Linked DNA regions of Homo sapiens: region 2 is linked to region 1. Evidence: chromatin loops called from intact Hi-C (ENCODE). Cell type or tissue: B cell. All regions are shown on one strand. Links, peaks and the distances in the headings refer to the core of each region. The heading gives the core; the rest is flanking DNA.

What was found. A loop is a pair of places that touch in the nucleus more often than their neighbours do. Peaks named below come from ENCODE experiments on the same cell type or tissue, not always from the same donor. Only the 100,000 strongest peaks of a DNase experiment are listed, where the experiment ranks them.
Region 2: a loop joins it to region 1, with 22 times the contacts of the local background. A loop is called at or near these places in 4 of 110 quality-filtered maps.

The regions. Positions count from the first base shown.
Region 1 is chr18:79,640,938-79,646,314 of GRCh38, forward strand. It overlaps CTDP1-DT (CTDP1 divergent transcript), which reads right to left. Exons shown (of 5, transcript NR_136643.1): 3 at 934-1,202; 4 at 231-362. Among named protein-coding and RNA genes, the nearest start is that of CTDP1-DT, 36 kb to the right of the region's middle. RefSeq lists an enhancer at 4,029-4,543. In B cell, for the core only: CTCF peaks have their summits at 3,318 (motif pointing left) and 3,519; DNase peaks (open chromatin) are centred at 2,324 and 3,264; H3K4me3 peaks cover 981 bases; H3K27ac peaks cover 997 bases.
Region 2 is chr18:78,872,825-78,878,201 of GRCh38, forward strand. No RefSeq gene overlaps it. Among named protein-coding and RNA genes, the nearest start is that of LINC01896, 100 kb to the right of the region's middle. In B cell, for the core only: CTCF peaks have their summits at 2,873 (motif pointing right) and 3,097; no DNase peak of the experiment used is centred there.

The sequences.
Region 1 (5,377 bases), core at 278-5,277:
AAATGTGCCATTTTAACCATTTGTAAGGGCACGGTCCAGAGGGCTAAGCACATTCACGATGTTCTGTGCAGTCCTCACCACCGACCGTCTCCAGCACTTTCTCATCCTCCCAACCTGAAGCTCTGTCCCCGTGAAATGCTCACTCCCCTGCCCCGGCCCCCGGCACCCCCACCTGCTTTCTGTCTCTATGGACCTGTGGACTCCAGGGACCTCCTGTGAGTGAGACTCACACGTGATTGTCTTTACTGGGCATGATGTCCCCAAGATTCATCCATGGTATAGCCTGAGTCAGATTTTCCTTCCTTGTCCAAAGCTGAATATTCCACTGTAGGACGGATCACGTTGTGTGGGTTCATTCCGCCCTGGATAGACACGTAGGTGGTGTGTGCCTTTTGGCTTTTGTGAACAAAGTTGCTGTGAACATGGGGGTGTAGGTGCTTCTTCGATATCCTGATTTCAATTATTTTGGGCCTATGCTCAGCCTTCACTGTATTTTAACATGATTTTATCTTTCTTTAAGCGACTTTTTACATACGTCCATAAAATTTTAACTTGTTTAGTTGAGCGGTAACTGTAATTACAGTGGACCCTTGAGGAATGCAGGTTTAAACTACATGGGTACATTTATTAAGCCAGTAGTTTGCACATGGCAGGTCCTCCTGGCTGCAGGGACTGAGTGTGGGGACTGGTCCCATATTCGAGGTTCTGGGACGCGTCCCCCAGGGACATCAAGGGACGGACAACTGTGCCATTTTTCATATTTGCCACCAGCACCATCTCTAACTGGGTTTTCTGCTAATCAACGCCCCTGATTGTCAGGAGGAGAGGAGACCGGGCAGTGAGGCCCCAGTGCAGACCCCGGGCAGGCTGGGCTCACTTTAGCCTCCCCAGGCTCCCTCCCAGCCTCCTGGCCTCGGGTTCCAGGCCTCTTACCATGAGGACGATGACAGGCCCGGAGCTCCCGTTCTGATTTAAAACTGCGGACCCAGCCGAGACCCTGCAGGGCCTCCAGCCCCACCTGCTCCTTCCAAGCCCGGTCTCAGCCCGGTCAGCGCCGCCCCCTCCGCCCTGAGGAGGAACCTGGCCCTTCGGAAGTCTTCCACTGTGTTCTCTGGGGAAACCACGGCGCCTCTCTTGCCAAAGCCTGGTTCCTTCTCTCCCTCTTTACCAGGCTGGGTTTTGCCGGCATTGTCTGTCGGATGCTATGGAGATGGGAAAATGAATTTCATCTTTCATCTTGCACACACCTGTCTGAAGGCCCAATGTTGCCCTGGTGTGGGGACAGCGAGGGGCAAACTCGAGAAGCCCCTGTGGACGCACAGGTGGCCTCGTGACACCCCCAGGGGAGGCGCCCCAGACCCCCCCCCCCCGCCCGACGCCAGAACCCACGGGGCGGGGCCTCGCCTGGAATGGGGCATCCTCTCTAGAGGACTTGGGATACCTCGAACTATGCAATGCGGTGTAAATACTGTTTACACGGTATTTTATTGGGTTTTTTTTATTGTTGTATTGTGATTTTTCTTCCCCTCTGGGGTTGGTGGAACCCTCAGTTGCAAACAGGAATGCAGAGGTGGATGGTGGTTCCACGATTTGGAAATCATGAAAGACTACAGAGTCCTGCCAGCTTCTTGGTAGAACTTTGTTTTTTATAAGCTCGATAGAAGATCTTATTAGCTTGATGATTCTTTGAGACCAGGTGCTATTCTTATCTAATTTATTTATTCATTTATTTCCTCAACAAATATTTCTTAAATGACTTTTATATTCTCCCCCAAGCATCTTAAGCAGATGCTTAATAATAGGAAATAACACTCCCTTTATACAATAACATTACGCAACGCCATCATTTGTTCTCATAAAGGCAATTAGTGCATGAATTTCCACCCCCACCCTCAAAAAATTGCAACACTGTGTGCGGTGGAGAAATCCTGGGCTGTCTCAGGTTTCCTCACTCCACACTCTCCCCAAGACAAAGTGGGTAGTTACCGCGCTAGAAGGTGGCCAAGAGCATGTGAGTCTACAGGCAAGTACCTTACTCTCCTGGGGTGAAAATAATTCGGAGAAAGTAGAATATATGAAAAGAAAGTGTGGAGTTAAAGAACCAAAGCTCACAGACCATCTCCCCAGTAACCAGAGTTACTTAAATGCTTTGAATGCCACTTCTCTCATCTAGAAAATAGGGGTGAGGCCTCTAACTTCCCAGGACTGCCGCCCACGTCAAACCCTACCCCGAGCATGTGAAGCCTCTGAGGCCTGCGATTTTGGCTGACAGAGGCACAGGCGGAGGCCAGGGCAGCGTGGGGAGCAGGAAGCCCCCGTGGCAGAACAAGAAGCTCCCCGTGGGGGAACAGGAACCCAAGCCCCATGGGGGAACAGGAAGCAGGTGAACTTGCTGCCTCCCCTCCCAGCTGGTGCGTCCCCAGCAGACAGAGGCCCCAAAACACCGAGTGACTCAACCTACAATCAGGCTTGTTTCCAAAACCTTGATTTCCAGGTTTCAAAATTGTAAGCTAAGCCCCGTCCATGGCCATGTGCCGCCCAAAGACCCCCCTCAGCCCCTCAGCCTGTATTCTTGCCCCCATAACTGCAAGCACTGCCCGGGATGGCCAGTTCCATAAAGAGCCAGCTTCCTGATTGCATTATCCGAGGACGAACCTCCCCAGGACTGAGGAGTTCGTCCCCCGCGGCTGATCACACAAATGGATCAAGGGCCTCCTGCTTGGAGGCCGGAGGGGAGAGCAGGTGAGACAGAGTCATCGATTCCCAGGCAACGTGGAGCACACATCTGCGCCTGGAAGGGGGCTGTCCCATTCTCGTGGAAGTCAAGGGATTTTTACTTCATCCTCCCACAGGCATCCTTCCTGCGCTGTTTCAGAGCCTAGAAGCTGGGGTGCCCCACAGGACTTGGCCATGTCTGCACCTCAACCGACAGTCACTTAATATGTTTCTCGAATTAATTTTAAATGTAATTTTGCTTTTCCACTTAGGCTCATTGTAAGTAAAACGAGTGACATCATGGACTAATGTGCCTGTTATATTACTCTCTGTAACACATTCGAATTAATGTATAATAATACGTAAGAAATAACTAGTAAAATAAAGAACGTGTGTGCACATTCTTCCTAAAGAGCCTCTCTTGCACGGACAGGACTAGGCATAAGGTATTTGGGGAAACTGTCTCGCGAGAAGTGAGGGGCGGAGGCAGGTGTCCGGAGGCCTGCAGGTGCCACGGGGCTGAGGCCGGCCTCCTGCGCGGAGTCCCTCCCTCTGACCTCCCCGGGGTGCGAGCCCCACCTGCAAGGCGGTGGAGAGACGTCTCCATCTAGTGGCCGCCTGCTTCCATTACACTGGGAAGCAAGTTCCTGACCCTGAGGGTCCCGGGTTCCTTTTGGTGATGAAAACCCTCCGGAACTGAATAGCGGTAATGGCTGCACAACCTTGTAAATATACTAAAAACCCCTGAATTGGGCATTTTAAAGGCATGAATTATATGGTACGAGTTATATCTCCATTTTTAAGAGAACTTTTGTGAAAGGTTTCAATATATGAGCAGAAAAACCTTGTTCACGTCTTCTTATGGTGAAATGAAAGCATCTGAAGCACAGTGAGTGTGTCTTTTTTACTTTGTCCAGAAACATGAAGTTTAAAACATCCAGGGACCACAAGTCTTCGAGATAGAAATGTTTCATTTGTGCTTTTCTGTAAGCCACAGCTATAGTTACTACTGAATACCATTCTTCCAGGACCCTTTTATCTGATATTCTAATAAGTTGTTTCTTTTTAAAGGCACTTCTCCCTAAAAAGTGTTCTCAGGCTGCAATTACACGGATCTGAAGTGTGCGGCATACGGCTTTGCTCTCACTCTGCAGTGGAGCTTGTGGGTGTGGTGAAATGATGATGTTTTATTCTAAGGGGAGGCCGAGAACCATCTGCTTCTCGACGGAAACCATGTGTTATTACAAGACGCTACGTCAGGCGTTTTAACATGATACACTCCTTGCAATTATACTTACTAAACAGAACACCACTGCAGAATTTCCCTAATGTTCTCCTCACACACCAACTCAAGAATCTTCCCCTGCACCTCAAATGGTGCAATTATTTTGTAAAGGTCTTTGTCAGTGGATTCAAAATAACCAGAAACAATAATGATTATTATTTAGAATTCCAGTGTAATTTTCCAGCTGAGATGCAGCCTCAGGTGTGGACAGAGTGGAAAATGAGGTGATTTGTGTCCAGCCCGTCTTCAGGGAGGGGAGACCCTGCTACTGGCTCCTCATTGCCCGGCAGGGAGTGTCCTCCCCCAAAAGATGCTGGAATGTGGCTCCACGGGAGCCATGAATCCGTGTGACCCTAGGCTCGTCACTGTCACAGTGCACATTTCATGGCCTCAAACGGGTCTTCCTTGTGTGTAAACTTCAGAGAGAAAGTGCCTTCATGGGGTGAACACAGAAGTGCCACCCCAGGAAGCCTCTGCTGCCCAGCAGCAGGAAGGGGGGTCGAGTCTGAGGCCCCAAGGAAGGAGGAACTGAGCTCTGCTGTAGGGAGCCCCGTCCAGGGATGAGCAAGGCGGGAGGGGAAGGCCGGGAAGCGGCCAGGGAACTCTCTGAAGGCCGCCTTCACTCTGGAGCCTGGCCGAGGCTCAGCTGGCTTGACCACGCTGCGATATGCATCTCCCTCCGCCCAGCCCTGATTCCTCTCCTTTCCTCACACAGCCGTTGACCCTAAACAGATCTCACCTGCAAAATCCAACTGCATGTCAGCCACAGTCTACAGTGCACAGTGGAGACCTCAAAGACAGGATTATTCAGCCCAAAATGTTACTAGCGCTGTGGTTGAGAGATCCGGAAACAGGCTGACCGCGAAGAGAGAGGAGGCACAGTTAGTAAGGCCGGTGATGAGAGGGAACATCACCACCTCGTGCTAAGGGAATGGTATGAGCAAACATATGCCAATAAAGACGAAATGCAAAAATGCCTAGAAAGACACAAATGGCCAAAACTGACTTGAGAAGAAATGGAAAATCCTAATAGGCCTACGACAAGTAAAGACATTTAAAAATCTTCCCAAAAGAAAAGCCCTGTCCCCAATGGCTTCATTGGTCGACTTTATCAAATATTTAAAGAAGAAAATAATACCAATTCTACACAACTTTTTCAGGAAAACAAAGAGTAAGTAATACTCCCCAATTCATTCTATGAGGCCAGGATCACCCTGATACCAAAGCCAGATTAAGCATTACAAGAAAACTTCACACCAATATCTTCCACAAACATAGATACAAAAACCCCTAACAAAATATTAGCAGACCAAATGCAACCACATATAAAATGGATTATAAACCAGGATCAATTAAAGTGTATCCCAGAAATCCAAG
Region 2 (5,377 bases), core at 264-5,263, 770 kb before region 1:
AGGAATCACAGCTTAGTTCATAACGTGTTTTGGAAACGTCTAACACGTAGAACAAGATATGTACAAGGTTTATCCATCTGAGTTTATAATAAACAGGCAAATACATTTGCCAGGATATCTACTTCCATGACCAAATGGTGGTACTTCTTTCACCTAAACCATTTAGCTAAACAGTGTCACCGTCATCATTACAGACATTTGGCATATAAAAAGAAGGTCTAGACATAACAACATCATAAATTTTCTTTTTCTTTTTTTTTTTTTAATTTTTGAGACAGGGTCTCACTCTGTTGCCTAGGCTGGAGTGCAGTGGTATAATCAGGGCTCACTGCAGCCTCAACCTCCTGGGCTCAATCGATCCTCCCACCTCAGCCTTCTGAGTAGCTAGGACTGCAGACACATGCCACCACATCTGGCTAATTTTTTTATACATGTATATTTTTAGTAGAGATGGGGTTTTGCCATGTTGCCCAGGCTGATAAATTTTACTTCTTTCTTTCTTTTTTTTTTTTTTTTTTTTTTTTTTTAGTCTCCCTCTGTCACCCAGGCTGGAGAGCAATACCACAATTATAGCTCACTGCAGGCTGCAGCTTTGAACTCCTGAGATCAAGGGCTCCTCTTGCCTCAACCTCCTGAGTAGCTGGGACTACAGGCACATGCCACCATGCCCGGCTTGTTTGTTTGTTTTTTTGTTTTGTAGAGCTGGGGTTGTTGCCCAGGCTGGTCTTGATCTCCCATCCTCAAGCGATCGTCCCACTTCAGCCCCCCAAACTGCTGGGATTACAAGCATGAACCACCACTCCTGGCCAATTTCCTCTATGTGCATATTTTCCTTCCTAAGCTAAAAATTAACATCATTTTTATGTACTAAGCACTCCTAATAATGAAAGTTAAGAGGCCAGGAGTGGTGGCTTACATCTGTAATCCCAGCACTTTGTGGGGCTGAAGTGGGAGGATGGCTTGAGCCCACAAGTTTGAGGCTGCAGCGAGCTATGATGTAGCACTGCACTCCAGCCTGGGCAACAGAGCCAGACTCTGTCTCTAAAAAATAAAATAAGAAAGTCAAATAAGAAAACATTAGGTCAAGAACTAGAACATCAATAGACAGAAGCCAGTTTTCTAAACGGTCATGGACATGTTTCATGTCTGCAAAAGTTACCATATTGTATAAACATAGAAGAAATGATCATGAAATAACAAAGCTTAGACAAACGCACTCTGATTAACAGACACCATGAGCCCTGGCTGCTGAAGCGGTTGCTGTGGGCAGCCTCGTGGTTTTCCCCCTGGTTTTGCCTCACTCAAAGCATTTTTAGGGTTCCCCTTTTGTAATTGTCTTCAGAGTCAGTTAGGAAACCAGTTTAGAAAACCCAAGTCCCTTATTTTATGACTATACTTATATTTTTACCAAATTGGTTATGCAGCTCACATACTTACCCTACTCATCATACTCCATTCCAAAGAACTTGAGTCACTCACATTAAATCACTTCCATGCAGAGGCTCACACGTCTTGGCCATCAGCGAGATGCAGAAGGGTGAGCTGCAGGCCATGGAGGTGGCTCAAACACAAACTGTTCAGTATTTTCAAGCAATACCAGGTTCTTTTGACCAAATGAACAAGTAGGCTCTGGGAGTGACTTTCCTAAAGAAGGCATTATTCTGATTCATATACATTCTGTATGTGTTTCTAGTCAGACCTTCAATGCCTTCAGAAGGCCTACGTGCTAGGGAGACAAATATGCCATCCTAATTTCATTTCAAGATTTGAATTACTTTTGTTATAAATACAAAATTCTTATGATTTTATTGTTAATAATAAAAGTACTGACTGCTATGTAACAGCATTCACCAAATGCTCTGCACATATTACCTCACTTAATCCTCACAACAACCCTCTGAGACGGGGATCACTATCTTACGAAATTTTTCTTATGAAAACACTGAGAACAGAAAGATTAACAATCTTTCCCTAGGTAGCACTGCTTGGAAATTTCAGTGCCAGCCACCAGTCCTAGTGTTTTGGGTGCAAGACCTACATTCTTAATTCTCAACCACTGTGCTTAGCTGGATGTGGATGTGGACGGTGTGCCAGGTATGAGATGGCGACCAGAAACAGTGAAGGTCTCACAATCGCGGACTGGCATTTCCGTGGAGGAAGAATAAAGCAATGACAAGGCTGGCAAGGGACTACAGGGTCCTCGGTGAGTGAGGACAGCAGTGTGGGGATGTGGAGCCTGTTGGGGAGGAAGGAGAGCTGGGGCCCACCTTGACTCTGCACCAGTACGGGTGGAAAGGGACAAATCGGCTCCACAGGCCCCCAAGGCCAGGCAGCAGCTGACATGCTTGTTGAAACCCTGCCCTGTGGAGCTGCATCCCCAGGGCACTGTGTGGTGTGGCAGCTGATTCTAGACCTGGAGAGCCTGACTGCAACACCACGGCAGTTCTCCAGCTGCAGGAGGTGTGGGAGGTGGCATCACTGAGCCTCTGTGACCTTGCAGGTACAAGGACCTTCAGAACACGGCCTCCCCTACTGGGTCTTGGGAGGGCTCAACACATGGCCTTCTCTGAACAAAACTCAGCAGAAATCATGCTGAATTCCGGACTATGTTACCGGGTAGTATGGTGCAACTCTTATTCATTCAACAAACAATTGTGAAACAGGAAGAGTGCATTTGGCCCAAAAATAACCCCTAGATCAGCGCTCTCCTAACAGAAAGCCGGATGCCCAGCCTCAGCAGAAACCAGTGGGGCTTCTCAAAAGAAACACTTCAATTCAGCTCCATGGAACTCAGTTAAATCCCTTTATAACAAATCTCAGGCAGAAGCACTCTATAGAAGGAAAGGACAATCTCTCTCCTCCCAGCAGAGGGCGTGCTGATGGCAGACGGTGCTTGGAGCAGCAAAGTTAAGGAGACTGAGGCCCTTGGAGTTTGGGGTTTGGTTTGGTTTGGTTTTTAAGCTTTTTTTTTTTTTTTTTTTTTTTTTCAGATCTTAACCTGTATAAGGCTTGGGAAAGCAATAGCCAAAAAAGACAAAACTAGAGCTTTGTGTGGTGACGGCATCATGTCCGCTGACAGCGTCCAACCTCCCTTCATGGGATGCTCAGTGAAGAATGTGTAAAGTTCAAAGCAGCCCGGGGGCAGCTGCCCGCCTGGAGCGCGTCTGGACCAAGTTTGGCATCCGTGTGGCTGGGCCGGAGTGCAGAATCTCAGGGTGGCTGTGGCTTGGCCCATCCCGTTCCCCAGGCTCCAAAAGACACCACAAGGAAGAACACCAAGGTGTGGCGGCCCTACCGGTGTTTAGCGCCTGGCCACAGCCACCAAGAGTTGTGGCGGCCCTACCTGTGTTTAGTGCCTAGCCACAGCCACCAAGAGTTGTGGCAGCCCTACCTGTGTTTAGCGCCTGGCCACAGCCACCAAGGACCCCCTGCTCGCTTGAGGAAGAAAGGATTCTAAGTTATGGTGAGAAAACCTGCATTCTCAGCCCTTCCACTGAGTTAGCTGTGCGTCCTCGGCAGGTCCTTGAGCAGCTAAGAGTTACCTCCTCTACAAAACAAAACCACTCACGTGAAGCATGGCGTCCAGGCAGGGCTGCTGCGCCCTGGTGAGGACAACTGGGGTGTGCACCCGTTTCTAAGCCTCCTGCCCCTTCTCGGAGTGCCACCTCCTTCCCTGCGCTCCGTCCTGGGTCCACTTCCCAGAGGCCCCCCTATCTGCTGGACACCATGTCCTTCTCGCTCCCTGCCCTGAGCTGAGTGCACTTGAGGGCTGCCTTGCAGTTTACACATTTTAACAGGAGGCTTTTTTTTTTAATTCTAAAAAGCCTGTAAGTTCAACATAAATTAATATCTGAAGAAATTGTTTCCAGAATATGGCAGGATATAAAGTAATATTTTGGGTTCAATTTAACAAATTTTAAAGAACACTCTACACAATGCTCTAAATATTTCAAGAGATGAATAGCTTAGGGTTCTCTACCCTCAGAGAGTTTTCAATTCGGTGGAAGGCAGTTGGGTGGGGGCAGGGGGACGAGATACCACACAAATATGGGAAGCAAAGCAAGATAGAGCCACAAAAGAAGAAAAAAAAATATTTCAGGAATTCAGAGGCCAATGATTCGCATCCAATGAGTTGGGAAAAGCAGGAAGTTTCCAAAGAGGCTGACCTTTGAAATTGGCCTGAGATTGGATAAGACTTCCTAAGTGAGCCGGGGCAGGAAAGGTGGTCGGGGACCCAGGCAGATCCCACGAGCAGGGACGTGCCTGCTCCTCAGACCTCACAGCGGGCCACAGCGACTCCACCCACCTCTCCCATGGCAGGTACAGCTAAGAGATACCACTTGCTACAGTGGTTTATACTGGAGAAGACTCGCTGCAATCACAATCTGATAGGAAAATGCAGTTGGTGGAAATAAAGCAAGAAACCTCAAAAATCACAGATGAATGAAAAGTACATGAAGCAAGGTTTTGCAACAAGCTGTCTACATTCCAAGGCCCCCAGAGCATTCATTTGGAAACAGACGGGCGTCCATACGACCGGTTTTCTCAGGGAGTTTCAAAGGAAGCCCTGCTTTTGTTCGGATGTCCTACTTAATTAATGCAAAAGGGAAGATGTGCTGTGTTACCTGCAGTGAAATGCTCAGTTCTGCATTTCACAGATACCACATATCCTCAACCACGGGCAGTACACGGGAAGTTACTCACTTTGCACCTATTAAGGCTAAGTAGTACGCAATTTGCACATTTCATGGAATTGTACAAATATTTGGCATCATTATGAGCAATCTTTAAAAGTGCTCCATTAAACTCAGCTTCTAATTATGATGATCGAGGAGGAAGGCTGTGGTTTGCAGCAGGAATTGCAGAGATTGTCATGAAGGGCATCTGGTTTAGAATTCAGCTTAAATTCGGAAGACACACACTACATTTAGTAACATAGCCCGCTGAGGAACACTGATGGAAAGCCTGGGAAACCATAAACGGTGCTCGCATTTCTAGAGTGGAAAATGTTCTAAAGTTTGTTCACTGCAATTCACATTGTATTTTGTAAGGTTTCTTGGTTCTCATTCAAGGCACCAAAAACACAGCAGAGAATTTTATATTAATTGGAACATTAATAATGCATTTCTAAAGCAAATGATGTCTTTCGGATTTCAAAGGAAATTTCAGAAATGTGTGGCCAAAGTGTTCTCTGCAGCTCAGCGGGCTGAGCCCATCATCAGGGATTCATGCGAATGGATTTCTTCTGGAGATCCATTGGCACTAAATAAATTGGTGGATAAAGTAAATGCATTCACGTAAACCGGTTTGATTAGCACCTCTCGCCCTTCTAAATGAAGGAATAATATCCTGTGATTCTCTAACAGACGCTATTTCA